Regions from separate parts of the Homo sapiens genome. Here region 1 is linked to region 2. A link is a loop called in an ENCODE intact Hi-C map of the cell type or tissue named here. Cell type or tissue: mucosa of descending colon. All regions are shown on one strand. Each heading gives the region's core, and the rest is flanking DNA. Links, peaks and the distances in the headings are about the cores only. Region 1 overlaps LOC124900697 (a long non-coding RNA gene). Region 2 has its middle 27 kb from the start of GRXCR1.

Region 1 (15,173 bases), core at 3,800-11,799, 580 kb after region 2:
CCCAAGGCAAAAACGCCCATAAGATATATTCTGGAGAATTCGGCCCAGAGTGTATGTATCTTTTTTCCCTGTCAGACTTGAAGCAAACCTAGGTAAATTATCAGATAGCCCTGATGGCTATATTGATGCTTTACAAGGGTTAGGACAATCCTTTGATCTAACATGGAGAGATATACTGTTACTGCTAGATCAGACACTAATCCCAAATGAAAGAAGTGCCACCATAACTGCAGCCAGAGAGTTTGATGATCTCTGGTATCTCAGTCAGGTCAATGATAGGATGACAACAGAAGAAAGAAAACAATTCCCCACAGGCCAGCAGGCAGTTCCCAGCGTAGACCTTCATTGGGACACAGAATCAGAACATGGAGATTGGTGCCGCAGACATTTACTAACTTGCGCGCTAGAAGCACTAAGGAAAACTAGGAAGAAGCCTATGAATTATTCAATGATGTCCACTATAACACAGGGAAAGGAAGAAAATCCTACTGCCTTTCTGGAGAGACTAAGGGAGGCATTGAGAAAGCATACCTCTCTGTCACCTGACTCTATTGAAGGCCAACTAATCTTAAAGGATAAGTTTTCCACTCAGTCAGCTGCAGACATTAGAAAAAAACTTCAAAAGTCTGCGTTAGGCCGGGAGCAAAACTTAGAAACCCTATTGAACTTGGCAACCTCAGTTTTTTATGATAGAGATCAGGAGGATCAGGTGGAATGGACAAATGAGATTTTAAAAAAAGGCCACCACTTTAGTCATGGCCCTCAGGCAAGCAGACTTTGGACACTCTGGAAAAGGGAAAAGCTGGGCAAATCGAATGCCTAATAAGACTTGCTTCCAGTGTGGTCTACAAGGACACTTTAAAAAAGATTGTCCAAATAGAAATAAGCCACCCCCTCGTCCATGCTCCTTATGTCAAGGGAATCACTGGAAGGCCTACTGCCCCAGGGGATGAAGGTCCTCTGAGTCAGAAGCCACTAACCAGATGATTCAGCCCCAGGACTCAGGGTGCCCAGGGCAAGCGCCAGCCTATGCCATCACCCTCACAGAGCCCTGGGTATGCTTGACCATTGAGGGTCAGGAGGTTAACTATCTCCTGGACACTGGCGTGGCCTTCTCAGTCTTACTCTCCTGTCCCGGACAACTGTCCTCCAGATCTGTCACTATCCGAGGGTTTCTACGACAGCCAGCCACTAGATACTTCTCCCAGCCACTAAGTTGTGACTGGGGAACTCTACTCTTTTCACATGTTTTTCTAATTATGCCTGAAAGCCCCACTCCTTTGTTAGGGAAAGACATTCTAGCAAAAGCAGGGGCCATTATACACCTGAACATAGGAGAAGGAACACCTGTTTGTTGTCCCCTGCTTGAAGAAGGAATTAATCCTGAAGTCTGGACAACAGAAGGACAATACAGATGAGCAACAAATGCCTGTCCTGTTCAAGTTAAACTAAAGGATTATGCCTCCTTTCCCTACCAAAGGCAGTACCCCCTTAGACCCGAGGCCCAACAAGGACTCCAAAAGATTGTTAAGGACCTAAAAGCTCAAAGCCTAGCAAAACCATGCAGTAGCCCCTGCAATACTCCAATTTTAGGAGTACAGAAAACCAACAGACAGTGGAGGTTAGTGCAAGATCTCAGGATTATCAATGAGGCTGTTGTTCCTAACCCTTATACTCTGCTTTCCCAAATACCAGAAGAAGCAGAGTGGTTTACAGTCCTGGACCTTAAGGATGGCTTTTTCTGCATCCCTGTACATCCTGACTCTCAATTCTTGTTTGCCTTTGGAGATCCTTCGAACCCAATGTCTCAACTCAGCTTGACTGTTTTACCCCAAGGGTTCAGGGATAGCCCCCATCTAGTTGGCCAAGCATTAGCCGAGCCAGTTCTCCTACCTGGACACTCTTGTCCTCTGGTACATGGATGATTTATTTTTAGCTGCCCGTTCAGAAACCTTGTGCCATCAAGCCACCCAAGTGCTCTTAAATTTCCTCGCCACCTGTGGCTACAAGGTTTCCAAACCAAAGGCTCAGCTCTGCTCACAGCAGGTTAAATACTTAGGGCTAAAATTATCCAAAGGCACCAGGGCCCTCAGTGAGGAATGTATCCAGCCTGTATTGGCTTATCCTCATCCCAAAACCCTAAAGCAACTAAGAGGGTTCCTTGGCATAACAGGTTTCTGCCAAATGTGGATTCCCAGGTACGGTGAAATAGCCAGGCCATTATATACCCTAATTAAGGAAACTCAGAAAGCCAACACCCATTTATTAAGATGGACACCTGAAGCAGAAGCAGCTTTCCAGGCCCTAAAGAAGGCCCTAACCCAAGCCCCAGTGTTAAGCTTGCCAACGGGGAAGACTTTTCTTTATATGTCACAGAAAAAACAGGAATAGCTCTAGGAGTCCTTAGACAGGTCCAAGGGATGAGCTTGCAACCTGTGGCATACCTGAGTAAGGAAATTGATGTAGTTGCAAAGGGTTGACCTCATTGTTTACAGGTAGTGGCGGCAGTAGCAGTCTTAGTATCTGAAGCAGTTAAAATAATACAGGGAAGAGATCTTACTGTGTGGACATCTCATGATGTAAACGGCGTACTCACTTCTAAAGGAGACTTGTGGCTGTCAGACAACCGTTTACTTAAATATCAGGCTCTATTACTTGAAGGGCCAGTGCTGCGACTGCCCACTTGTTCAACTCTTAACCCAGCCACATTTCTTTCAGACAATGAAGAAAAGATAGAACATAACTGTCAACAGGTGATTGCTCAAACCTACGGCGCTCGAGGGGACCTTCTAGAGGTTCCCTTGACTGATCCCAACCTCAACTTGTATACTGATGGAAGCTCCTTTGTAGAAAAAGGACTTTGAAAGGTGGGGTATGCAGTGGTCAGTGATAATGGAATACTTGAAAGTAATTCCTTCACTCCAGGAACTAGTGCTCAGCTGGCAGAACTAATAGCCCTCACTCAGGCACTAGAATTAGGAGAAGGAAAAAGGGTAAATATATATGCAGACTCTAAGTATGCTTACCCAGTCCTCCACGCCCACACAGCAATATGGAGAGATAGGAAATTCCTAACTTCTGAGGGAACACCGATCAAACATCAGGAAGCCATTAGGAGATTATTATTGGCTGTACAGAAACCTAAAGAGGTGGCAGTCTTACACTGCTGGGGTCATCAGAAAGGAAAGGAAAAGGAAATAGAAAGGAACCACCAAGTGGATATTGAAGCCAAAAGAGCCACAAGGCAGGCCCTCCATTAGAAATGCTTATAGAAGGATCCCTAGTATGGGGTAATCCCCTCCGGGAAACCAAGCCCCAGTACTCAGCAGGAGAAATAGACACGAGGACATAGTTTCCTCCCCTCAGGATGGCTAGCCACCGAAAAAGGGAAAATACTTTTGCCTGCAGCTAATCAATGGAAATTACTTAAAACCCTTCACCAAACCTTTCACTTGGGCATGGATAGCATCTATCAGATGGCCAATTTATTATTTACTGGACCAGGCCTTTTCAAAACTATCAAGCAGATAGTCAGGGCCTGTGAAATGTGCCAAAGAAATAATCCCCTGCACTTCAAGCCATACATTTCAATCCCTGTATCTTTAACCTCCTGTTGTTTGTCTCTTCCAGACTCAAAGCTGTAAAACTGCAAATGGTTCCTCATATGGAGCCCCAGATGCAGTCCATGACTAAGATCTACCACAGAGCCCTAGACCGGCCTGTTAGCCCATGCTCCGATGTTGATGACATCAAAGGCACACCTTCCGAGGAAATCTCAACTGCACGACCCCTACTAAGCCCCAATTCAGCAGGAAGCAGTTAAGAGCAGTCGTTGGCTAACATCCCCAATAGTATGTGGGTTTTCCTGTTGAGAGGGGGGACTGAGAGACAGGACTAGCTGGATTTCCTAGGCCAACTAAGAATCCCTAAGCCTAGTTGGGAAGGTGACCGCATCCACCTTTAAACACGGGGCTTGCAACTTAGCTCACACCCGACCAATCAGGTAGTAAAGAGAGCTCACTAAAATGCTAATTAGGCAAAAACAAGAGGTAAAGAAATAGCCAATCATCTATCGCCTGAGAGCACAGTGGGGAGGGACAATGATCGGGATATAAACCCAGGCATTCGGGCCGGCAACGGCAACCCCCATTGCGTCCCCTCCCATTGTATGGGAGCTCTGTTTTCATTCTATTAAATCTTGCAACTGCACACTCTTCTGGTCTATGTTTGTTATGGCTCGAGCTGAGCTTTCGCTCGCTGTCCACCACTGCTGTTTGCCGCCATCGCAGACCCACCACTGACTTCCACCTCTGCAGATCTGGCAGGGTGTCCGCTGTGCTCCTGACCCAGCGAGCCACCCATTGCTGCTCCCAATCAGGCTAAAGGCTTGCCATTGTTCCTGCATGGCTAAGAGCCCAGGGTTCGTCCTAATCGAGCTGAACGCTAGTAGCTGGGTTCCACAGTTCTCTTCCGTGACCCACGGCTCCTAATAGAGCTATAACACTCACCACATGGCCCAAGGTTCCATTCATTGGAATCCGTGAGGCCAAGAACCCCCGGTCAGAGAACAAGAAGCTTGCCACCATCTTGGAAGCTCTAAAAACAGAGACACCCCAGTAACAATAGAACAGTCCAGAATTGGTGGAAACAGCAAGGCAAGAATTTGGAAGCAAAGGATTCAGAGATTTAGGGCACAAATTGTCTGTTGATGCTTTCCACTGAAGAGTTTGGAAGAGTCTTTTGCAAGTTCCTGTAACGAACAATCAATCCATTTGCCTCGATAGGCAGGTTCTGGGAAAATAAAGTCATGCTAATGAAGACAGAAGAGTGGTGCAAAGTTCTGCTAATGTAGACAGAAAGCTGTGGATTGTATGGCTGGGTGCAGTGGCTCATGCCTCTAATCCCAGCACTTAGGGAGGCTGAGGCAGGCAGATTACTTGGGGTCAGGGGTTCAAGACCAGCCTGGCCAACATGGTGAAACCCCCATCTCTACTAAAAATCACAAAAATTAGCCAGGCCTGGTGGTGCTGCCTGTAATCCCAGCTACTCAGGAGGCCGAGGCACAAGAATCGCTTGAACCTGGGAGGCGGAGGTTGCAGTTGCAGTGAGCTAGAGCATGCCAGCACCACTGCACTCCAGCCTGGGCAGCAAAGCAAGACTCTGTCTAGAAAAAAGAGAAGAAAAGAAGAGAAGAGGATTATTAAAAGAAAAACTTTAAACAGATTAAATTTAATAGAGTTTATTTGAGCAAAGGATTCGCAAATCATGCAGTCCTCAGAAGCAGAAGAGGTTAGGAGAGCCCCCCTCTGCAAAGCGGGCACTTTGCAGGGAATATTTATAGACAGAAAAATGGAAGTGAGGTACACAAACAGCTGGATTGGTTACATCCTGGCGTTTGCTTAATTTGGACGTGGTCTTTCAGATGGCAGCCTGTGATTGGCAGAAGCTGGACACCCAGCTATTTGCTATAAAATATACTCCTCATTGGATTTTCATTTGTTTACATACTAAGTTAGGTTGCAGTTTATTACTTAGTGATACTCAAGGTATGGGAGGTGGTCTTAGGCCAAATTTAGGATAATTTAATAGGTTCCAGGATTGGTGTTCTGCCTGATAAAAGAAAAACTTCAGTGGAATTAAATTTAAAGGAGTTTAATTGAGCAATGAACAATTAGGCTCAGAGACTCCAGCACAGCCACATGTTGGAGAAGATTTATGGACAGAAAAAGGAAAGTGATGTACAGAAAACGGAAGTGAGGAACAGAAACAGCCGGATTGGTTACAGCTCAGTATTTGCCTTATTTGAACAGGTTCAAACAGTTAGCTACATTTGACTGGCCAAAACTCGGGTGATTGGCACATGTGTAGGCTCTGGTCTGTTTACACTTTCACTTGTTACAGTTCATAATGTACAGAGAAACCTTTAGACCTAACTTAAAATATGTAAGGAGGCAGCTTTAGACTAAACTTGATTTAACAAGGTTGAGCGTCCGGATGGGCAGTTTGGGTTCTCAGGTAGATTAAAAACTTTCTGAACTTCATTCTCAATGGACTTGAACATTCAGACAGCACTACCAGACATCCTCGTGGACGCCTTTCAGCTTCTAAGAACAAACTCTGTGTCTCCAGGGCTAAGGATAGAACAGAATGCTAAGATAACATAAGAAGGGGCACCTCGTTCAGTCTTTAAGAGTTGGGTAAGGCTTCTCAGAGGAAGAAGCACCTATGCCGAGACCTAAAGGATGAAAAACATCAGCCAGGCAAGGAGTGTGCAAGTCAGCCCAGAGGCTGTGTTCTAGGCATAAGGGGCAGCATGGGCCTGGAAATGAGAGAGACAGAGTGTGTGCATTGGAGAGCTGCCTGTCATCCAGGAGGAAGGGCTGAGGTTGTAGGACAGACTGTAACAAGCCTTGTAAGTTGTGTGTGCTAAGGAGTTTGGACATTTTCATGAAGGGCAATGTGGAGCCACTGAAGAGTTTTTAGCAGAAAAGAAAACCATAATCCAATGCACATTTGTAAAGGATCATCCTGGTGCTGGCGAATGATCTGGGGAGGGGCATGACTAGAGGCAGGGAAAGCAGTTATACCATTTACAAGGCTGAAGTCACACTGATTCATATTTATGTTCTTCTCACTTCAGAATCCACACGTTCATGGAGTCATAGAACCTAAGGGTTGAAAAGAACCCTTAAGGCCAGGCACGGTGGCTCACCTCTGTAATCCCAGCACTTTGGGAGACCGAGGCAGGCGGATCACGAGGTCAGTAGATCAAGACCATCCTGACTAACATGGTTAAACCGTCTCTACTAAAAATACAAAAAATTAGCCGGGCGTGGTGGCGGGCGCCTGTAGTCCCAGCTACTCGGGAGGCTGAGGCAGGAGAATGACGTGAACCCAGGAGGCGGAGCTTGCAGTGAGCCGAGACCGCGCCATAGCGCTCCAGCCTGGGCGACAGAGCGAGACTCTGTCTCAAAAAAGGAAAAGAAAAGAACCCTTAAAATCACCCAAACCCATGCCTCCCTTGCAAATTATACCAGCTACTCGAGAGGTTGAGGTGGGAAGATCTCCTGAGCCCAGGAAGCTGAGGTTGCAGACTCAGCCCTCTCTCCCTAATCCTGGGCTGGAAGGGGAGGAAGGGGAGGAAGGGGAGGAAGAGAAGGGCCCAGCGGGGCCAGGCAGGCACCCTGTCACTGGGGGAGGCTGAGAGGCAGAGCAGGTCTTGGGAAACAGCATTCTAGTCCAACCACCCACCCAAGCTGTGATTGACTCCCCTACATGCTGATCTGATCCAAGGAAAACACACGCTTTTCAAAACATAGAGAAATGTGTACCCAGAGTGTGCTTTAACAACTCCAAAGCCAATTATGGTCCATCTGATCTAACCAAAGCTGATTTCCTCAGGTGGCTGAATGAGAGGTCAAATAGCCATTCCCCAGGATTTCCACAGAGCTCAGCCAGAACATGAAGTTCCCGGCATGTCCCCAGGGCCGACAGCTCAACCGCTGAAGAGTAAAGCAGTCAAATCTTTTAATTTCCCTCCTTCTCCTGATAATTATAAATATGACACTGCAGTGAACTACAGCAAACTCCCCTAGAGGTGAGGGTTCACTATTCATTCACAAAGGAAACAAAAAGAAATCCTCCATATTTCACTTTCCCACATGTGCATGATTTTCACTGATGCTGATCAGAAAGAAAAACAAAGAGGCATTATTTGCAGATGAAAAAAATTGCATATCCACATCCATCTATTTATATAAATCCCCTTTCGCTCCCGTGCAGTCTGCGCCATTTGTGGAGAACTGCATTTCACCAGCACTCCATTCATGAAGAATCTACGAGCGCCCTCTAGAGGAATTTTCTCTCTTTCACATCTACACACGGTGAAAAGGGCCAACTAGGGCTGCTCTTGTCCGGGCTGAATTCTGGAAAGCATCAATTTCTCAGGATATATATGCAGCGTTTAAGTACATTTTCTGCGAGAAGCAGATGCATTGGTTTGCAAGTCAGAGCGAAAGCCAGTGCTGCTGTTCAGAGTCAGAGCTGGGCAGGATGAAGTTTAATGAACATTATTAACCATTGAGAAGATGCATTTCTTGCTGAGTAGCCCCCAGGGCAGACGACAGCTCAGTCACCCTGGAAGAATTCAACCAGAAAAAGACCTCACAAACCGACAGTTCTGTGCTAGTGAGAACCATTATTGCCGGGAAGGTGAATCTCTGAAACTACCACAAAACATCCTCACTGCCCTTCCCCTGAGGTTTCACAAACCACAGCAAAAGTCCAGTCAGTACCATTCAGGCCACCAGCAAGCCACGTGACCCCAGGCAAGTCATGTAACTTCTTAAAATGAAGGCTGACGAACTCCTGGAAATTTTGCTTCAGTCGTTATGAGGTCAGGGGTCATACACCTGCAAAATCTTGCTATAAATGCCCTTTGAACTCTTTCTTTTTTGCAAGTATGATGATGAGGGTTGAGAACAACTGGGTTATCCCGAAGTGTGAAAACTCACTTCAAATAGATGAATGATTCATATGTGAGAAGCTCTCATGTATGGGATGACTGGAAGTATGCCTTATCTTGAAGTCATTCATGTCTTCGTGATTTTTTACTTACAGAGTGCCTTTTTTGTTTAAGACACTGAAAATATTTGAAAAGAGATCCCTGGATCCCTGATGATTTGCCTTAATGTAATACTGAGTAAAATCTCATTAAATTGAGTGGAAATGAGTGGGGAAAATGAACCTTGAATTAAATGGGTTTGAACAGTGCAATTTAAAAAATATATATTAGGCATCTAGATAATACGGAGATAACAGTTGCTAAAATTATGTTGACTTCTTGATTTAACAGTGCCGCTTCCTCCGGGTGCAGTGAAATGAGCAGTTTGGGGAGGCAGAAAAACCTGGGGTCAATGCTGCTTCAGGGTACAGATCCCCATCCACAAACCTAAAACCAAAACTTTTTTTTTATTAAAAAGTAAACTTTAATGTCGAAAATGCAAACTTGGGGAAAACAGAAAAGATCACACACAAGGCTGTCACTTCACACTTCCAAGGTTGCACAGTGGTGGGGCAGAGGCGCTCCTCACTTCCCAAACGCTAAAACCGAAACTTTAAAGTTTCCCTAACTCGCCAGGTGGTGGCTCACGCCGGTAATCCCAGGACTTTGGAAAGCCAAAGCAGGAGGATCACTTGAGCACAGCAGTTTGAGACCAGCCTGGGCAGCATAGTGAGACCTCCTCTACAAAAAATTTTAAAACGAGCCAAATGTGATGGTACACGTCTGTAGTCCCAGCTACTCTGGAGGTTGAGGTGGGAAGATCACTTGAGCCCAGGAAGCAGAGGTTGCAGTGAATTGAGTTTGACCACTGCACTCCAGCCTGGGCGACAGAGCAATACCCTATCTCAAAAATAAATAAGTCAATAATTACAAAAATTGAAGTTTCCCTAACTTAACTCAATTTCTGTAGTGAGTCCCCATTCCACTAGGGGGCAGAAAGGTTAGCTGAGTCAATCATGGTTCCTCCTCGTTTCACCATATTGGCACATATTGGCACATATTGGGCTATGTGGGGTCACAGTGTTGCAGACTGGCATCTGACTTGATTTTTTTCTTCTTTGGAAAATGAAAATATTTATTTAGAACCACTCTGGGTTTTCTAATAGGTCAGTAATTTTATTTAATATATGTAATGATAGATAGATCAAAGGTATTTTCAAGTAATGACGACATTTTCTTAATCAGGGATTACTAAGCCCCCCCTAAGATGCTAAAATGTTATGCATTTGCCTAGAACCCTTTTTTGTCAGCAAACTGTGGTCCTGCATTTGGCAGCAGCCGTGATTCAGAGCAAGGCGGACTGGAAGGAGCTGTGGTCTGGATCTTTCCCTCTGCGCTATTCCCCTTCCCAGCTTGTCCTCAGCTGCGCCACCTGAGAAGTCTGGAGGAACATTCGCTGGAGTCTCCACGGTTCCTTCCGGCTGGGGTTCTTCTGCTGTGGCTTGGGCCTCTCCTGAGCTGCAGAGGCTGCCCCAGGCCCCACTGGGAGCCACACCAGCCACGCTCCTCAGGACGTCTCTGCCCTCTAAAACCAGCTGGGCTTTCATTTCCACCCGATCCTAGCCCCTAGCCCACCCCGGAAGGTGAGGCATATGGGCCTCCCTCTCTCAGAGACCCACAATGTCTCCTTGCAGCGGCTCCTTCTGCAGCTTCTCTCACTCTGATGGAGACACTGTCTGTCTGGTCCGGGAGGACTGGGGTGGGGAGTTCGCCTTGCCCTGAGTCATCAAAGTTTTCTATGTTCTGAGACCTCTTTAGAGTTCCTGTAACCACCCTTTCCAGAGGTCATGGATCCACATGACACCAGGGAATTTAAACGCCGCAGAAATTTGGAAGGGTCAAGAGTTACAGGAAATATTGAGTGAAAAGGGTCCATTGCTGTTCTGAAAACTTCCTGTGGACGTTCGGCAAGCTCCTGATTCTCCCTGAGCCTCGGTTGCTTCATCTAGCCAAAGGGAAAATGCTGTCTACCACATAGGGTTGTGGCGAAGGGTAAAGGTTAAACTCCTGGCTCGGAGGCTTATACAATAACCCCCACTCCCAAGGCCCCACTCCTGCTGTCTCTTAGCACTCCTGGATAGAAAAGAAATCAAGAGGGCTGAGTGTCCACAGCAACTGCTCTGGAATAAAGAAAAAAGGCAGTAGGAAAAGTGCATGGACACCCTCCCAGGGGACCCCATGGCTGGCAGAGGAATCTTGGAGATCGAACGTGGGAAGAAGAGGACGCGGGCACACAACCGGGAAAAGTCAAGATGTAGCCCAAGAACAAAAGTGCAAAGTGGCCGGGCCCCCCCACCCATAATGCTTGGGCAGCCACAGGGGCAGGGTTTAGAAGACAGATCATGGCTCCGCAGGCCCACGCACCTGATCTGGAACCTTCGCTTCTGCCATCTGCTGGGCAAAGTCCTAAGACGTGGCTTCTGTGATGTTCTACGCTGGTCCAATTGATTGCATTAGTAAAATCCTGCCATACATTTCACCGTTCCCCTACAGAAACCTGTTTCATTTTAAAATGAAACTTCTCACTTCTTGATTTCATACATCTTTCGCAACACTATCTCACCCAGCCAATTAGACGATAATTAAAGAATTTCCCAAAGCTCTGATTCCTTGATGTCAGAAAGCCATTTGCTTTTCTCCAACGCATCTATTAGCCTATTATTTCCATTTAGCCTATTTGTACACAGCACTCCACTGCTCCAGACTCTCAAATTGCTGATTTTTATGCTTCTTCCTTAGCACTTAATGCAGTTCATAAATTTTACTCTAAAAGTTTAGGCATAAATCACACTAAAAGCCCAAGTTACTGAGGAAAACTAGCAGCAAATCAAGATTGGAATACCAAGCCACCAGCATCAATTCTACATTTACACACTTCAAATTAAGAGTTCCCTCCCCATTATTTAAATGCAAACTTTTCTTACAACTTTTCCTTACTTTATATTAAGCTCCAAACCAAAAAAAAAAGGAAAATTCAAAATGTTCACTTGCTTTTTTGTTGCTGTTGTTATGCAATATTGAACTTTCTGTGGTATAGTCATAAAAATCACCTTTGTAAGGAAACAAACAAATGAAAAAAAGATACTCCTAAGAAACCATTATTCATTCCTGGCCAAGATGAAAAGCTGTAAGTTCAGAGTATTCTGGAAGGAAGAAAAACAATTATATATACAGCGTATATATACAGTCATCCAATACTCTGCGTATGATCTAGGTTGATGTCAGAAGCATTTGAGGTGACATTTGGCTTACAAAAGGCAACCCCATTTTTTACCATCAGTGCCCCTGGATAAGGGGGCAAACCCCTTGCTGACACAAGGCCTAGACATCAACCTTAACCATGTTGCCCAAATTACATTCCATGATGGTAATTCAGTTCCATCTTTTAAAAACAGATGAATGGGCTTCAAGGAGCTATTCTATGTAGAGACATTTTTCTTTATTGGTAAATAAATATTCCACCTGTGAGATGTAGCGCATTAAAATTAAATGTCAGTGACCATTCTATGGCTCCCTTTCAAAGGCAGGGAATTTCTCTTAGACAACATAATAATAATAATCAGCACTTTTCATCCTCCAAGCAATTTTTGAACACTAACTAATCAATCTGTCCAACATCTGTGTGAGGTAGATGAATAAGAATCATTATTTCCATCGAGGAGAGAAATGATGGGAAAAGTTGAGTGGCTGAGGCTTAGCTGAGGTCAAGACAATCCTGAACTGAGAAGCCTCACTTCACAACCATTCTAGCTTTGGGACTTTTGGCAAAAGAATAGAGACTGCAGAATCAGTTAGGAGGATATTGCAATATTCCAACTGTGACTTCTGCTCTCCGTGTGATGGGGACAGTGGTAGAAATGAAGGAGAAGTCTTTAATTGCTTTGGAGGACCATCAGAAACTAACCAGGAAATAGTCATTTGATTTATTAACTCATTCACTGATTCATTTCTTGACTCATTCACTTAGCTCCTGGCTGAAGATGTGTTTGCTAAACAATGGAATTTATCCATTTACCAAGTGTTGAGTGTCTGCCAAGAACTGTGTTCGATTTGGGAGATACTAAATGAAAAAGAACCCCTGATCTTGATTTCCTAATCTAGACATTAGGATCAAAGGAGCTGCTGTCTATCATGGAGACCATGAACTCCCATCAGTTCTGCCTCTCAGCCCTCTCTCCAGTCTATTCTGTCTTCTTGATCAGCACTGCAGCTACCCTTGCTCGGGTCCTTGTCATCTCTGCCCTCCAGTGTCTGTCCTCAGATCCTGTTTCTTTTTCGTTGCTAGAGTATTTCTCTGAACTTCAGATGGGATGCTAACATGCTCTTGCTTAAAGGCCTTCAGTTATGGTTCATCCATTTATTCTTTATTCCAGAATAAAGACCAAATAAGGCCCCTCCCTCTCAGGCCCATGCCTCTCTCTCCATTTCATCTTCCTTGCTCCTTATACTTCAGCCATATGGAACTGCTTTCATTTCCCTGAACACAATATGATAGGGTGTTTTGCCACTCTGACTTTGCACACATTTTTCTCTCTGCCTAAAATGCCCTCCACTCTGCCTCTCCACCTGGCCTGTCTAGTGAACTATCATCCTGCAGATCTTCCTTGCTCCTCTCTCCCTTCTGCACAATCTTCCCCAACCTTTCTTTTATTATTATTATTATTATTATTATTATTATTATACTTTAAGTTTTAGGGTACATGTGCACAACGTGCAGGTTTGTTACATATGTATACATGTGCCATGTTGGTGTGCTGCACCCATTAACTAGTCATTTAGCATTAGGTATATCTCCTAATGCTATCCCTCCCCCCTCCCCCCACCCCACAACAGTCCCTGGTGTGTGATGTTCCCCTTCCTGTGTCCATGTGTTCTCATTGTTCAATTCCCACCTATAAGTGAGAACATGCAGTGTTTGGTTTTTTGTCCTTGCGATAGTTTGCTGAGAATGATGGTTTCCAGTTTCATCCATGTCCCTACAAAGGACATGAATTCATCATTTTTTATGGCTGCATAGTATTCCATGGTGTATATGTGCCACATTTTCTTAATCCAGTCTATCGTTGTTGGACATTTAGGTTGGTTCCAAGTCTTTGCTATTGTGAATAGTGCCACTATAAACATACGTGTGCATGTGTCTTTATAGCAGCATGATTTATAATCCTTTGGGTATATACCCAGTAATAGGATGGCTGGGTCAAATGTTATTTCTAGTTCTAGATCCCTGAGGAATCGCCACACTGACTTCCACAATGGTTGAACTAGTTTGCAGTCCCACCAACAGTGTAAAAGTGTTCCTATTTCTCCACATCCTCTCCAGCACCTGTTGTTTCCTGACTTTTTAATGATCGCCATTCTAACTGCTGTGAGATGGTATCTCATTGTGGTTTTGATTTGCATTTCTCTGATGGCCAGTGATGATGAGCATTTTTTCATGTGTTTTTTGGCTGCATAAATGTCTTCTTGTGAGAAGTGTCTGTTCATATCCTTAGCCCACTTTCTGATGGGTTTGTCTTTTTCTTGTAAATTTGTTTGAGTTCATTGTAGATTCTGGATATTAGCCCTTTGTCAGATGAGTAGGTTGCAAAAATTTTCTCCCATTCTGTAGGTTGCCTGTTCACTCTGATGGTAGTTTCTTTTGCTGTGCAGAAGCTCTTTAGTTTAATTAGGTCCCATTTGTCAATTTTGGCTTTTGTTGCCATTGCTTTTGGTGTTTTAGACATGATGTCATTGCCCATGCCTATGTCCTGAATGGTATTGCCTAGGTTTTCTTCTACAGTTTTTATGGTTTTAGGTCTAACATGTAAGTCTTTAATCCATCTTGAATTAATTTTTGTATAAGGTGTAAGGAAGGGATCCAGTTTCAGCTTTCTGCATATGGCTATTCAGTTTTTCCAGCACCATTTATTAAATAGGGAATCATTTCCCCATTGCTTGTTTTTCTCAGGTTTGTCATAGATCAGATAGTTGTATATATGAGGCATTATTTCTGAGGGCTCTTTTCTGTTCCACTGGTCTATATCTCTGTTTTGGTACCAGTACCATGCTGTTTTGGTTACTGTAGCCTTATAGTATAGTTTGAAGTCAGGTAGCGTGATGCCTCCAGCTTTGTTCTTTTGGCTTAGGATTGACTTGGCGATGCGGGCTCTTTTTTGGTTCCATATGAACTTTAAAGTAGTTTTTTCCAATTCTGTGAAGAAAGTCATTGGTAGCTTGATGGGGATGGCATTGAATCTATAAATTACCTTGGGCAGTATGGCCATTTTCACAATATTGATTCTTCCTACCCATGAGCATGGAATGTTCTTCCATTTGTTTGTATCCTCTTTTATTTCATTGAGCAGTGGTTTGTAGTTCTCCTTGAAGAGGTCCTTCACATCCCTTGTAAGTTGGATTCCTAGGTATTTTATTCTCTTTGAAGCAATTATGAATGGGAATTCACTCATGATTTGGCTCTCTGTCTGCTATTGGTGTACAAGAATGCTTGTGATTTTTGTACATTGATTTTGTATCCTGAGACTTTGCTGAAGTTGCCTATCAGCTTAAGGAGATTTTGGGCTGAGACGATGGAATCTTCCCCAACCTTTCTAAACAGAGTTCATCACTCTGT
Region 2 (15,173 bases), core at 3,977-11,976:
GTTTTCCATGAACAGTAGAGTACAATTAGTTCACCCCACTGTGCTCAGAAAATAAATATGTGATTACCTGTGGTTGCAGTGTTATGGTTAGGTTTTACTTTTTTGTACTTTTCTGTATTTTCAAATGAGCATGTATTATTTTTATATTTAATGAGCAAAGCATAGTTGTTCCTTAAGTTTTTCTAGTCACATAAGTATAATTTACATACATTAAAATTCACCCTTTTAATGCCACAGATTGATGACTTCTAACAAACATGAACAAGATTGCTTAGATTTTTAAGTGACTTGCTTCAACCAAATTTTCTATACCCAAAGATAGTGCTCTTTCCACTACATCAAAATACTTTGGAAGATCACTCAAAAACTTTCGTTCACTTCTGTTTGTATTTCATAATACACCACACTCTTTTTTGCCTTGAAAAATTAATTACTATAATAAATGCCTCTGTAGAACTGCATGTGGGAGGAAATCATTAGACATGTCCTTTGTTAGGTGAAACAATGGAATTGAAGGAAAATAATTTTCAGCAGTGAAAGAGCAGAGGACCAGGCAGGAAATCAGGAAACCATAAGCCTGACATTTTCTTTAGTGTATTTTAATGCCTAGCCTTTTTTTCTGGATAGCATTTGACCTGTCTTAAAAGTATGCGAAGGTAAGTCTTCATGTATTTAAAATCATGCCATTCTAGCAGGAGTGACAATTTCCAATTCATTTATGTTTGTTTTTCTTTTCACTTGCCATGGATAGTTGTGAGGCTCCAGGGAAATTTTTGGTGGAGCTAGGAGCAGAGAAAAGCAGCTAGACAGACACGTAAAATAAAAGTAATGTTGAAGGGTAAGAAAAATGAGCTGCTCAGGTCCAACTGCCAGTGCATGGTTAATCTGGACACAGGAAGATGGATATGATATGAGGTCAGCCACCCAGAAGATGCATGATATTCCTACAGCTGTTAGGACATTGTCCTCAACTACACTGGCAACAGCTTGTAGTCTAGCTTAGAAATCAGATCTCCCTCACCCAAAATAAATTAATTAACATCCACCCCTTTGAATTAAAGAGCCCTGTCTGCCTGCCCAGCTTCTGTCAGCGTTCCTTCTTCCTTATTGCTTGTGCCTTCTCTGAGCTTTCCAATTGCTCTCAGAGCTGCCAAGCAGGCAGTTCCTGTTCTTTAATTCAGTTCTATCATGTCAGCAGATTGCAATCAAGCCCTAATAACATTCTACAGCCTGTGGAGACATTAGCTGTCCCTAAAGCCCAGCTAACTTTTTGTTACAGGCATCTGTTCAAAATAGATCAAAGACTGCCCAGGCCCAGTCTGCACAGGACATACACTCCAAAGAAGTGTCAATGAGAGGTCACAGAAACTGGGCTGTCAACTTTAAGTTTATTCCTTCATTTGGGTTTCTTATTTCTGATAGAAATTTGCAAAGATCATCAAGCGATGTTCTACAATCTAGAAGATGACTAAGCACAGTTGAGACGAAGATCTTAAGAAGCATTTTCTACTACGTTATCCAGGTGGCATTCAACTCATCATAAAGTTATATGATCGTGAGATTTGGCATTCGTTTTCTGCTTTAGTTTCCAAATAGCTCTCATATGCTGTGTCTTACACATCAGGTGGTAAAAGCAGAATCTGAAAAAGTCAGTTTTGCAAAATGATCACTCACAAAACTTCTTAATGAGAGAAAAAAATAATTTTCAAAGAGGTGATAATGTTGGCAGCCAAATACATTGGGGTAGGCTGTGATGATTCCTGAATGACCTCAGACACACCAGAAAAGAACAGAAGGATGAAACCAAAATCTCTAGCTTCCCAATTTGGCTTAATACCAATTATAGCAAACATGTCAATTTGCCTCCTGTACCAAGTCCCCTCCTGAGAGTATCTGCCTATATCATCACCAGATACGCAGCCAGAGGTCACAGAACCTACTTTGACCTCCGGGAACCTCTGACCATATCCTGATCAATTCGCTTGTCTCTCCAGGGAATTTCTAATTGAGATGCAGTGATTTTCATCAGTCTTTGTGGGCAACTAGAATTCAGGGACTTCCCTGGAGTGATAATTTTCCACTATGTACATAGATAAACTGAGAAAGTTGTTTATAAATAGAGGAAAAAGGAGATGCACACATCTAGAGGAAAACAGAAGCAGTGTTTAGGGGGCAGTGGCAGCACAAAGAGAGATTCCTTGGTTCCTGGTCTCATTCCTATTACTGGTTCCAGTCCCATTCTAGTAAAAGGCAGTTTCCCAGCCTACTTTTATCTCTAGACATCTTGAGAGACTTGGGATTTAATGAACCTTCACTGAAAACTAATGCTCAGCTTCGAGCAGGCTTCTGTTTCACATCCAGACCACAGCATTATCCTTGCAGTTCTTCTTATCCAGACTCTCATTTGACTATTCTGTTAATTTCCCTTCTTGATTCCCAAGCTCACGGTGCTTTCTTAGTGTTCACAGCTTGGGTGTTAGGATTTCATCCTCTATTCCAGATATTCTAGCACTGGGTCAGTGTTTTGCAGGATTACAGAATTTTATAGGTTCCACAAAGCTCCCTACTTCGTGTGTTCTAGTCTGAAAGCTTTCCAAAGACAGAAGCAATTAATCTACTTTATACAGCATCTAGTCTGTGAGGCACAGTGGAAGAACCATGAATTCAGGAGCCAACTGTCTTGCATTAAAATACTGGCTCTGATTCCAGATGTTGGGCTTTGACAAGTTTCCCCCTGAACTTCCCTTTCTTTGCCTAAAAAATATTAGGTCTAATTATAGAAAACTGTGATTTCTGCAGGTCAAAATGATAGAGCCTAAGTAACTTCACACAGATCCACCTAATAGCATATACCCATCTCACAGGTACGTGAGGAAGTATCTGGCAAAACATGCCCCATGAATAATGATTGTGAATCTTAAAATATTGCTGTTTTTGTCATGTGCCACAACATCTTGTGCCCACAGGTGCTTTATGGTGATGAAGAGGAGGAGGAGGAGCCAAACTGCTAGGATCCCCAGCCTTCTAACTCCAGAGTCAGTTTCTTGACAGAATATGATCTTACTGGGCTGAGCAGGGTACGTGTAGAGCAGGAGGCAACAGGAAAGCAGCCAGAGGGTGCTCAATAAGATGAATCATGACACCCAACAGCAGCAGGGTGAGCACCCAAAGCTGTTTGAGGATACCAAGAGGGCACCTAGAAGCAGAGTCTCCCTTGTACAGAAATTGGAACACCCAGAAAAGAGAGGCAGCAGTTATCCCACAGAAGCCATCCTGATTTGGTCAAGCCAAGTCACTAGACAGAAAGTGTTTCTCAACATAGAGTCACAATTAAGCCCAGCCTTTTTAAAAGCAACCTCCTCATGAAGCCATCTCTCTCAGAATATAGTTTGGAAAAGGCTGCCAATTGACCAGCAAGGCTTCTACTCCTACGAACAATCACCTGCATCAGTGGTCAGGCTCCAACAGGGCAGTCCAGACGGTCTTCAAAGACTCGTCCTTGAGGTAGCATTCCTAGGAAAGGCAACGCCATGGTGATATCCTCTCCTTGTTTTAACAATTATAAAATTACAAATATCCAATGCCCAGTCCAGGCAGAATGGTTCAAGCATTCCCTCTTCCTGGTCCACTTTGCCTCAGATAAACGCACCTCCTGCTCTCCAGTATCTCCTGGTCCCTGCTCAAAAGCCACTCTCTCTGGAGGGGAACCATGCATTACAGGTTGCCCTTGGAAGTCCCAACTGATGCCTGTTATCCCAGAGAAATTACTCAATAGTGCTTGCTTTCATACTCAAAGTATCCCCATTAGACAATAAATTATATCATCACTCTACATATCACTACTGCCTTCCCCTGAAAATAGATAAAATCATATTCCTCTGTCATTATTTCCCTTAACCTGATGTATTATTCTTCATATTTCACATGTCTTTGTGTCTTATGGTCTGCATTCCCCCACTGGAATGCAAGATGCACTAGAACAAAGACTTAAACAATTTTGATAAATGCCACATCCCAGCAGTGACTGGCACCTGGAAGATATTCCAAAAGTGTTGAATGAATTCTAAAAATGAAGGAATTAGACAAATTGCCTTTCTAAAGATTAATATTAATTTTAATTTTCCAGTGAAATAATAATAAATTTAATTGACTAAGTTCATACCAAATCTTTTCTTAAAATGCTTTGATATTGCAACAAAGCACCATGTTTTCGCCAATTTGTTGTCTTGATGTATTTCTGCCAACCTGCTCTGGATCCACCGTTTTCCACATAGTCAATAGAATGCCTCATCCATGATATTTTTTAGCAGGTATATTTTCAATTTGCTTGCCTTAGCCATGCCTCTTCACAGATCTGTTCCAGCAGCTCTACCAAGTGGGCAGTGGGTCATATAATCCTGCCCTTTGGGTGACCCATCAAATTACATGTAATTAGAAGAGAAAACAAGATGGAGAAAACTGCTGCTTTGATTCCTGGGATTTCCAGCTCTGGACTCCTTATGAGTCCTGGCATTATGTTCTGGCATTATGTCCTGCCTTGTATACCCCTAGTTAATACCCCTCTTTACTTAACCTGATTTGAATAGCTTTCTGTTGCTTACAACTAACAACCCCAACTGAGGAAAATTCGCCAAAATTCACCCCTTTCTTAGTATAACACACCACTCAGGCTTAAACTCCCTGGTGCTCCCTTGTAAACAATCTCAGGTATGTCCTTTCTCCTTATTCTCAGAGTATCCACTTAAGCCAAATCTTCCTTGCAAAAAGAGACCTGCACTCAGAATTGGTAGGTCTGGGTTTATTCCAAATTTCCCTACTCACTGGCTCTGGCTCCTATGTTGTTAAATGTAAAAATATAAGCCAGAGACTTTGAGTGGATGAACCAAGAGCAGCAAACCCAACTAGAACAATTAAGTGGATTAATGATTGTTTCTTATCCAATAAATTCACCCTGCTTAATAAACTTCTAAGTGCACTTTACCCATCAAAGTGTTTCCATATGGCTAGATTGTTTTTTCTCTTTTACCTTTTCATTTACCTCATTCCCTATTCCCATTTTCTCTTTCTATTTGTGAAACATCTTGTTTCAGCTTTCTCCACTTATGATTTTTATTCCCTGGCACCTGGTGAGCATATGAACAAGTTCCAGTTTTAGAAGGTGGCACAGCTGGGCTTTTATGGGAAATGGAAAAGGACAAAACCTCCTTTTGACAATCTGCAGAGCTCATCTGGCTTTTTTGACTATTGCTTTATGTTTCATTTTTTTAGAGAACTAAATAGCATTCTCATATCAACAAAGCACATATCAGTGGCCCTGAAAGCAATCCCTTATTGTAAAAGCAGGTAAAGATAAATAGCCCGACTTGTACATTTCAATATTTTAAAAATGAGCTCTCACCTCAGAGAACCATTTCAGACCCCAAGTCTAGGTCATAACTCAGTCAATGATTCACTGCATATGGTTATTCAAAAGTCTGAGTTTCTTCAACTGTATCAATGGTTCCTAACTGTATCAAAACCAAAATCCTCTGTTACACCAAATATTTTAATATCTCTTTTTACTATTCTGAAAAGAACTGCATAGACGCTATATTCCATCTACACATTAATAACACTTTTTTCACAGTTTCTTCTCTGTAATTCTAAAGCCCGATAAGCTCTGAAAACTGAAAACTTTTATCTAAGTTTGGTGCTAAACCTCACATCACTGCGTCTCCTCAGCTGAACTGATGGGGGCAATTTATTCTATTTATCCCACCTACTTGTAAATATTTGCTACAACAAATTCAATGTGTTTGGTTACAGGGTGCTCCCATATTCCACTGAGCGTTACATTATATTAGGTATTGTATTAGTCCATTCTCACGCTGCTAATAAAGATACCCAATATTAGGTATTGTATTAGTCCATTCTCACGCTGCTAATAAAGATACCCAAGAATGGGTAACTTATAAAGGAAAGAGGTTTAATTGACACATAGTTCAGCATGGCTGGAGAGGCCTTAGGAAACTTACAATCATGGTGGAAGGGGAAGCAAACACGTCCTTCTTCACATGATGACAGGAAGCAGTGCCAAGCAAAAGGGGAAAAGTCCCTTATAAAACCATCAGACCTCATGAGAACTCACTATCACAAGAACAGCATGAAGGTAACCACCCCCATGACTCAATTTCTAGCAAAGAGATTCTGTAAAGGAATCTTGGAACTATATAACCTACCTTCACACAAAGCACAATCTAACACTCTAAGTTTACCATGAAGAAGAAATAAATGAATACTAATTTATAAGAAGCCATATATTTTTGGCTGAATTATGACCCCCCCTCCCCCGACTAAAAAATGCATAAGTGGAAGCTGTAACCCTAAGCGTCCAGACTGTGGCCACATTTGATGATAAGGTCTTTAAAGAGGTATATTAAAATAGGGTATTTAAGGTGGGTCCTAACCCAGTATGATGGGTGTCCTTACAAAAACCGGGATTACGACAGAGACAGAGAGACACTAGACATGTGCGTGCACAGAGACAACCATGTGAACACACAATGAGAGGGTGGCCATCTATAAGCCAAGGAGAGAAGCCTTAGAAGAAATCAACCCTGTAGGCACCTTGATTTTGGACGTCCAGCTTCAAAAACTGTGAGAAATAGAATTTTCTGTTTCAGCCATCGGTCTGTAGTATTTTGTTATGGCAGCCCTAGCAAATTAATATACCTTATATATTTCATTATGTAAGCAGTTAGACTTGCCTTACACTGGAAAATGTATTATAGTGGCCTGATGCCTGCACCAGTACAAAGAACCACTCATTACTGGGTATGACAGGCAAACTCTCATGGTTTGCAAACTGGCACCCATGCAAATTAACAGGTGTGTCATGTCAACTGCTCAATTGCATGACCAACATTGCAGTCTGCAATCAGTGACATGATTTTCTGAAATGATGAATAACTTTTGGTAAATTGCTGAACAAAACAAAATGCTATACTCTTCTTTTAATTTACATGTTGTAAACACTTTGTATGTATATGTCAGATGGAATTCATTTCTAGGCTAACATGAGAATTGTACAGGTTACAGCATATCTATTTACTCTCCAGGGCTCTTCCACACATGACAGGACATCTAAAATGCCTGGATCCTACTTTACTACATAATAGTGGTAACACACCCCTCCCACAATCACCTACCCAATCTTTTCACAACCAGAAAACATGCTGACAATTTCCAGAATAACCTCCAGGGGGCAGTGCTTTCCTTACTGAGAACGGTTGAACTAATTTATCTTCTATTTCTCCCAGACCTCTCCAGCCTTAGCAGAATTTGGAAAAGGGGTTAAGTTGGGCCTAAACCCTAACCCAGGCCATTTGGGGTACTTTAAGATTCTCAAATACCTCCCTTCCCATTACGTCTCATCCAAACGGAAATTCTGATCTCATGTCTGTTAACAGCATCCCTCCAGGGACCTGCGTACCCCTCCTGCCTCTCCTCCAAGACGCTGGTTCTGTTCATCTTTGCAACTGTTAATTCAACTCATTATATGGAGCTCATGTCATGCTAAATAGGAGAGATTCAAAACTCTATAAGCTCCTGCCCTCTAGAAACTTCTAGTATAATTTGACAGACAGCATAATAGAGATCAATGAAGTAAAGAAGAATACGGAAATTAGGTAGATATGATGCCTAACAGACATAGAAGGTCAGGGAGAGCATCTGCCAAAAAATTAATCACATTTACTGCTGTTGTAATTCCCCTGAATGTTGAAGAAAACCCTTTATTGAGGAAAAAATAAATCTAAATAGATATGTCACTTGCACACTTAAAGAAAAATGATTTACTCCTTTTCTTAGTTCCATCATCAATGGAAAGAAAACTGGATAGTAGTCCCATCACACAAAAACATGTTTTTTCAACATCTATAAATACGGATTTATTGCATACCTGTAAATAACCATAACATATTATAAGTCATTTTTATTTTTTTCCCAAGTTAGGCAATAGATTAGAAAACAACTCAAGTATTTCCTTCTCAAGAGTTAATATTCCACATATGCCGCTGGGATTTCTCATTTTCTATATAAGGAGGATATACAGCTATAACTTAGCATATGTGTATTCAAAAGCATCATTTGTCCAAATAGATGTTTTTACAGATTTTATTAATTATCTATTCCATTTACAAATAAAAAGTAGGTGGGAGGGCAAATTAAAAGCTCAGTAGTAGCAACTTACTGTTCAATAAATAGGAGTTTTTAAAATAGAAATGTTCCTACTAATTTTTTGTTGTTATTTTACAAAGAATACCATAGCTGGAACATCTGACTGAGAAGTTGCTTCTCATACTGGAAAGATATGAAAGTATATTCCATTCTCAGAGCTTATTTAGACAGTTTAGCTGTTTACTACTTTGAATGTCAAAATATTCTTGTTCTTTACATTTATTTATTTATTTATTTTATATTTTATTTATTTATTTATTTATTTATTTATTTATTTATTTATTTATTTTGAGATGGAGTCTCGCTCTGTCGCCAGGCTGGAGTACAATGGTGCTATCTCAGCTATCACTGCAAGCTCCGCCTCCCAGGTTCAAGCAACTCTCCTGCCTCAGCCTCCCAAGTAGCTGGGACTACAGGCACACACCACCACGCCCAGCTAATTTTTGTATTTTTTTAGTAGAGATGGGGTTTCGCCGTGTTGGCCAGGATGGTCTCGATCTCTTGACCTCGTGATCCGCCCGCCTCAGCCTCCCAAAGTGCTGGGATTACAGGCGTGAGCCACCGCACCTGGCCCCTTTTATTTGTGAAACACATTTTTCTTAATTTTTCAGAAGTCAAATGTTATAATATTACATTTTGAAGTCTAATTGAAGATTAGATCCTGGATACTTTGTGTAAGTTGAAGTGAGAAATTCATTCCAGCCTGTATAGGTGTACTTCTTACTGAATAATCTCCATTCTGGATGCTTCATAAATAATAATAAACAACAATGATAAAAGTCACATTTTGTAATTTCCTATATACAAAAGTAATACTCCATATGCCATCTCTTTTAGTCCTAAAATAAGGCCAGGTAATATCTAACATTGTCCTCATTTTATGTATAAGAAAACTGAGGTTTAAAGCCATTAATACTTTACTCAAAATCATTAAAGCAGAGCTGGGATTCAAATGGTTGAATCTTGCATTTCAGCTTATAGACCTCATGGCGTCAGAACTGAAAGATCAACTCTTTAATGTCCCTTTCTCTCAAATATCTGGCTGGAGTAAGGTTTTTGCTTCTATCACTAGAAAATGCCTCTTATCCTTAATGTTTCCTTTATCTATGACCAGCACTTTCCCATGACCTCTGTGCAATAAAAAGGTTTCATTCAAATATCTCTTAAGAACCTTTTGGGAGTATCACATGGAATAAAATAAAATTCCCCAGAGTGGAGAATGGCAGCACAAATTCACTTGGTAGTGGTAGACCTTTCATAAGCTGGATGCCAAAATGTTGTGATATTTATGAAACCAGAAATTAAATACTACAGAGCAATAACTACTATTTTACAATTTATGTGGCTGGTTTCATATACCATCATCCCCAACAACCATAATTTGTTTTCCATTTCTGGAACATTTGCACCTATAAAGGCTTTAAAAAAAAACCACTTGGCTAAACTGATAATGTACTGGCCCAGTTGTGAGAATGGGCTGTGGAAAATGCTCATAAAATATCAGAACTAGAAAGGAACTTAGAGGTAAAATTTAGTCACATCCATTTTCAAAGGAGAAAATCAGGGTGGTCACAAAACTAGCTAGCGACATCACCCAAACTAAGACCGGCTTTAGTGGAGACACTGTTCCATTACCATTGGTTCATGGTATCAATTCTCGATAGTGCCTATGAGATCATATTTACACTCTTTTAAGTTTTAGGTTCACTTTATTGCTCTGCCCTGTTCATTGTTGGATATATAGTCACCTGAGGCTGTAAGTATTGTTGTAGATCCTCTTTCCTATTAGTTTCTCCTGATAAATGCTGGTCACCTGTTTCTCTATTATTTTCCCTTCCATTCCACACCTGCTGGGCTCCACAGCATCTGGCTCTCCAAACTCACCTAGTCATTTGTCTTTCTCCCTTCTCCAATTACAATGCAAAGTTTTTATGTGCTTTTATTTGGAAAGACAAGAATGAAAGTAAAGCCTGATAGAGGCCAAGGAAAAGGTCAAGACCAAGGAAGAATGTCATTATTCAGGCTGGCTCAAAGAAGGGACTTGTTGAGGAGAGGAGAGAGGAAGGGATAAAAGAGACAAAACTAGGAATGGACAGCATCAGGGTTGGAGAAAACAGATCAAGAGGCGTGATCAGTCTCCAGAAGTGTGTGACAAATTCATCTGACATTCAACGACGCCTATATCCAATGAAGAGTGGAGCAGGTGGGCCCAGCAGCAGCAGAGTCCAGGCGGGGGTCATTTTAAATGCAAGGCTAGGGTGACGTAGGGGAGAGGACTGGGTCAGGATTCTGAATCATCATTCTTTAGTAACAGACTCCATCAAGTGCCCCAGAAAATGGGAGATTGTGTTCAGCCACAAATAGTAAGGAGAAAGCTAGCAAGTAGCAAAAGGTAGGCCTGAACTAGGCAGTTTCTGAGGCCCGTCAGAGTACATAAGGATTCAGGACTAAGCTCCAGTACTAGCAGGGACTGATGTAATTAACTTGAGATAGGTAGAAACCCAGTTGCATGGAGAGGGCCAACAATGTAAAGTAAGGCTACAATTCAGTGTCTAGTGGGGGCTTGTACAATTTTGTGGCTTTTGGCAGCAAAACTGTCTTGTCCTCTACTGATTGCTGGACTAAAATCTCCTACTTTAGTCTCTACAGTGCCATGTTGGCTCTGGAAATGAGTGGCATCTCAGTGCCCAAAGCTGAGCTAGGGAAGGCTAAGGTTGACCCAGGCCATGTGTAGCATACAAACCAATGTCAGAGGAGACAAATACATTGATGATAAAGGGAAACATGGGAACTGAATGAATATCACAATATTAACATGGGAGCAGACATGCTGCCCACAAAACAACTGGACTTTGAACTAAGGCAAAGTGTGCTTTGAGAATTTTCTATACCCTTCTCCATAGAACAGGCACCAAAGTCTAGCTTCATGGAATCTAACGTTTGCAGGACCAAGCAGTCCATGCTTGGAAAATACAACCCTTGCAGTATCCAGCACGCCCTGATCTCCTAAGAGAAAGACTCCCATGCAGTCCACTTTGGAATTACTTCCTCCATCTATGAAAATCTAAGCCCCTCATCTTAAGCACCCTACAATGCATGATTACTTCTGAGAGCAGCAGGCATCTTCCCACATATGCCGCAGATCACAGGCAAAGCCAACTTTTAAGTAGTGAGAACCACTTCATGCCAGGATCATCTTCACTATACATTCTCACATCATTCACACACAGAAAGAGATTACAACTTTCCTAAGGCAAAGACATTAAAGTAGAAACAAAATTAAAGGTGTGTTTTCAACCATCCTCCCTTTAAGAAGATAGGCACAGGAACAAAAGGCAATTTGCTATAGTAAAGAAAAAAGGATATCACTAAGGAATTGTGTTTATTTTATAAGAACTTTAAATAAATAATGCTGAAGTTCTATTTTTTTTTTTTCAGATGGAGTCTAGCTCTGTCACACAGGCTGGAGCGCAGTGGCACAATCTCAGCTCACTGCAACCTCTGCCTCCCGGGTTCAAGCGATTCTCCTGCCTCAGCTTCCCAAGTAGCTGAGATTACAGACATGTGCCACCATGCCTGACTAATTTTTGTATTTTTAGTAGAGATGGGTTTTTGCCATGTTGGCCAGGGCTGGTCTCGAACTCCTGACCTCAGGTGATCCTCCCACCTCGGCCTCCCAAAGTGCCGGGATTACAGATGTGAGCCACCGCGCCTGGCCTAAAAACCTTTTTAAAACATTATAATGTACAGGTAGACTCACAATCACCTGGAATCTATCTTCAGATTTGCGATTTCAGAAATTCTATTTCATTTCTGAATTGACAGGCTGAGAAATAACTTCATTTTCATTAACCCTGACGCCAGGTAGAAGCCAGAAACAGAAATACGACCCCAAGCAGGAATCAATATACCTTCTCTTAATTGAAATAGATATTAGTGATTCTGAAAAAACAAAAGTGCTATAGACGAGGAAATTGAAGAGTTTTCCTCTAATTTCCTCTCTTTTCTCTCAGCCTATGAAAATACCCAAGACTATCCATCCTAAATTAAACATGATGCTCCCCAGAGTTGTATCCTTGACTCTCTTCTTTTGCTTTTTACTTTATATATTTCTACACAGCAGACCACCATTCTTGGTGATGACTCCCAAATGTGTATCTCCATTTCTGATAGCTCCCAGAACATGGATCTGACTGCCTGCTAAACAGTTCCATTGTATCCTCATGGGAACCTAGAACTCAACATATCCAGCATTGAATTTAATCACATTTCTTCTTGCAAAACATACTCTTAATTCTATATTTTGAATTCTCATTAAAGACATCACAGTCAAGCAATCCAAGTCGAAAACATAATGATCACTCCAAATTTCCCTCATAATCCCACTACCCATAGACGTATCTAGTCATTTTCAGATGTTCTGATAATAAATCTATGCAGAAAATCTGTGTAGCTACTAAAACTGAGTTTGCAAAGTTCCAGGATCAAAGATCAATGTTAAAAATATCAACTGTATTTCTATATACTAGCAACAGTTGGAAACAGCAACTTTTTAAAAAATACAAGATGTGGACTACTTAGGAATATATTTGTTAAAGTATATACAAGACCTAATATTGAAAACTACCAAATATTAAAGAGATAAATTAAAGAAGCCCAAACTAAGCAGAGAGATACAACATTTCTGTAGGTCAGAAGACTGAATTTAGTTAAGTTAGCATTCTTAAATTGATGTAAAGGTTTAACACAATCAATCAAAATCCCAGCAGTTTTTTTTATGGAAGTTGACAAGCGATTCTAAAATTCAGTTAGAAATGCAAAGGACCTGGAATAACAAAAATAACTTTGAAAAGGAACAAAGCATTTTACCTTACTTCAAGACTTTTTACAAAACTACCATAATTGAGACTAAACTATTAACTCCAAGGTAGATAAATGAATCAATAGAATAGAAATAGACCAATCCATATATAGTCAATTGATTTTCCACAAAGCTTCATACACAATTCAGTGGAGAAAGGATAGTCTTTTTAACAGATGTTATTAGAATAATTGTAAATTTATACACCAAAAAAAATCTTCAATCCATACTTCATACCATATACAAAAACTAACACAGGAATGGATCATATATATAAATGTAAAATTTCAAACTATAACATTTCTAAAATAAAACTTAGGATAAAATTTCTGTGCCTTGGGTTAGGTACATATTTTTTAGATAAGATATCAAAAGCACCATTCATAAAATAATAATAAATTAGACTTCAACAAAGTGAAGAATTTCTGCTCAGCAAAAGATATTGTGAAAAGAATGAAAAGACCAAACCATATATTAGGAGGAAATATCTGGAAGTCTCATATTGGATTAAGAACTTTTATCCAGAATGCGTAAAGAGCTATAATAACATAATAAGAAGAAAACAACCAGTTTTCAGAAATGGGTGGATGATTTGAACAGATACTTTGCCAAAGACAATTTACTGATAGTAGGTAAGCACATGAACAATACTCAACGTCATCCATCATTAGGGAAATGCAAATTAAAATCATAATGTGATACTACTAATCACCTCTTAGAATGTCTACAATTAAAAACCATACCAAGTATTTGCCGGGGTATTGAACAACTGAAAGTCTGTTGATGGAAATATAAGTTGTCAGAACTACTTTGAAAAATAGTAGGACAGTTTCTTTTTTTTTTTTTTTTTTTTTTTTGAGACGGAGTCTCACACTGCCACCCAAGCTGGAGTGCAGTGGCGCAATCTCAGCTCATGGCAACCTCTGCCTCCTGAGTTTAAGCAATTCTCCTGACTCAGCCTCCCAAGTAGCTGGGATTACAGGCACCCACGATCATGCCCAGTTAATCTTTGTATTTTTAGTAGAGACGGGGTTTCACTATGGTGTCCAGGCTGGTCTCAAACACCTGACCTCATGATCCACCCTCCTTGGCCTCCCAAAGTGCTGAAATTACAGGCATGAGCCACCGTGCCCAGCCAGGACAGTTTCTTAAATTAAATACACACTACCATGTAACCCAGTAATTCCAACACTGAATATTTATTCAAAAGAAATAAAGGCATATGTTCATATAAATAGTTGCACATGAATGTTTACAGCAGCTTTATTTGTTAGCCAAAAACTAGAAACAATCCAAATGTCCATCAACAGGTGTAGGAATATAATAATTGTGGTCTATCCTTACAGTGGAATACTATTTAGCAATAAAAAGAAATGAGCTACTGATACATGTATCGACTTGGATGAATCTCAAAATAATTATGCTGAGTACCTCATTTTTGTTTTAGCAAACACACATGTAAACCTAACAGAATATTTTTAACAAATAACTACTCAAAATTACTATATTCTGCACACATTATACCTTATGATTTCCTACCTTTCATCTAAATGAATATGCCTGCATGGCAAATGAGTCTTATAGTATTATATACCTGAGGACCCCACCCTACCTCAGTGTCAGCAAAATGCTATCCTCAAGTCTTATTCCCAAGCAGAAGATCATTCCAATTCTCATTGTTTACCACCATTAATTTCTAATATATTAAAAACGATTGAGGTTGTTTAATAATAATATTTATGAGTGGATTAAGACATTCAAACTTCTGAATACAGCCTGTGGTATGTGTTTTGGTGAGCAGAGGACTCTCGCCCTGAAATTGGACTCCATACAACTTTGCAACTTCAAAGTTTCCAAAGCTTTTCACATACATGTCCCATCTGGTCCTTACAAAAATCTCATATGTAAGATAAGTGAAAAAGGCATTAAAACAGTTATTGGTACATGGTAAACATTCCACGGATGATAGCTACTACTACCTATTTTTATACAAATACTTAAATTACATTTCAAAAGATTTTTTCAGTTCTAGTTCAAATTACCCAAGAATTATTGGTTTCTTTCTTAGAATTACAGCAAATAGTCCTAATATTGT

The links. Peaks named below come from ENCODE experiments on the same cell type or tissue, not always from the same donor. Only the 100,000 strongest peaks of a DNase experiment are listed, where the experiment ranks them.
Region 1: it touches region 2 in a loop (8-fold over the local background); 24 of 110 quality-filtered maps call a loop at or near these places.

What each region holds. Positions count from the first base shown.
Region 1 is chr4:42,274,859-42,290,031 of GRCh38, reverse strand. LOC124900697 (a long non-coding RNA gene) reads left to right here. Exons shown (of 2, transcript XR_007058106.1): 2 at 3,631-4,209. Among named protein-coding and RNA genes, the nearest start is that of SHISA3, 120 kb to the left of the region's middle. RefSeq lists enhancers at 4,321-4,822, 5,639-5,778. In mucosa of descending colon, for the core only: CTCF peaks have their summits at 7,861 (motif pointing left) and 9,459 (motif pointing right); no DNase peak of the experiment used is centred there.
Region 2 is chr4:42,857,850-42,873,022 of GRCh38, reverse strand. No RefSeq gene overlaps it. Among named protein-coding and RNA genes, the nearest start is that of GRXCR1, 27 kb to the left of the region's middle. In mucosa of descending colon, for the core only: a CTCF peak has its summit at 7,193 (motif pointing right); no DNase peak of the experiment used is centred there.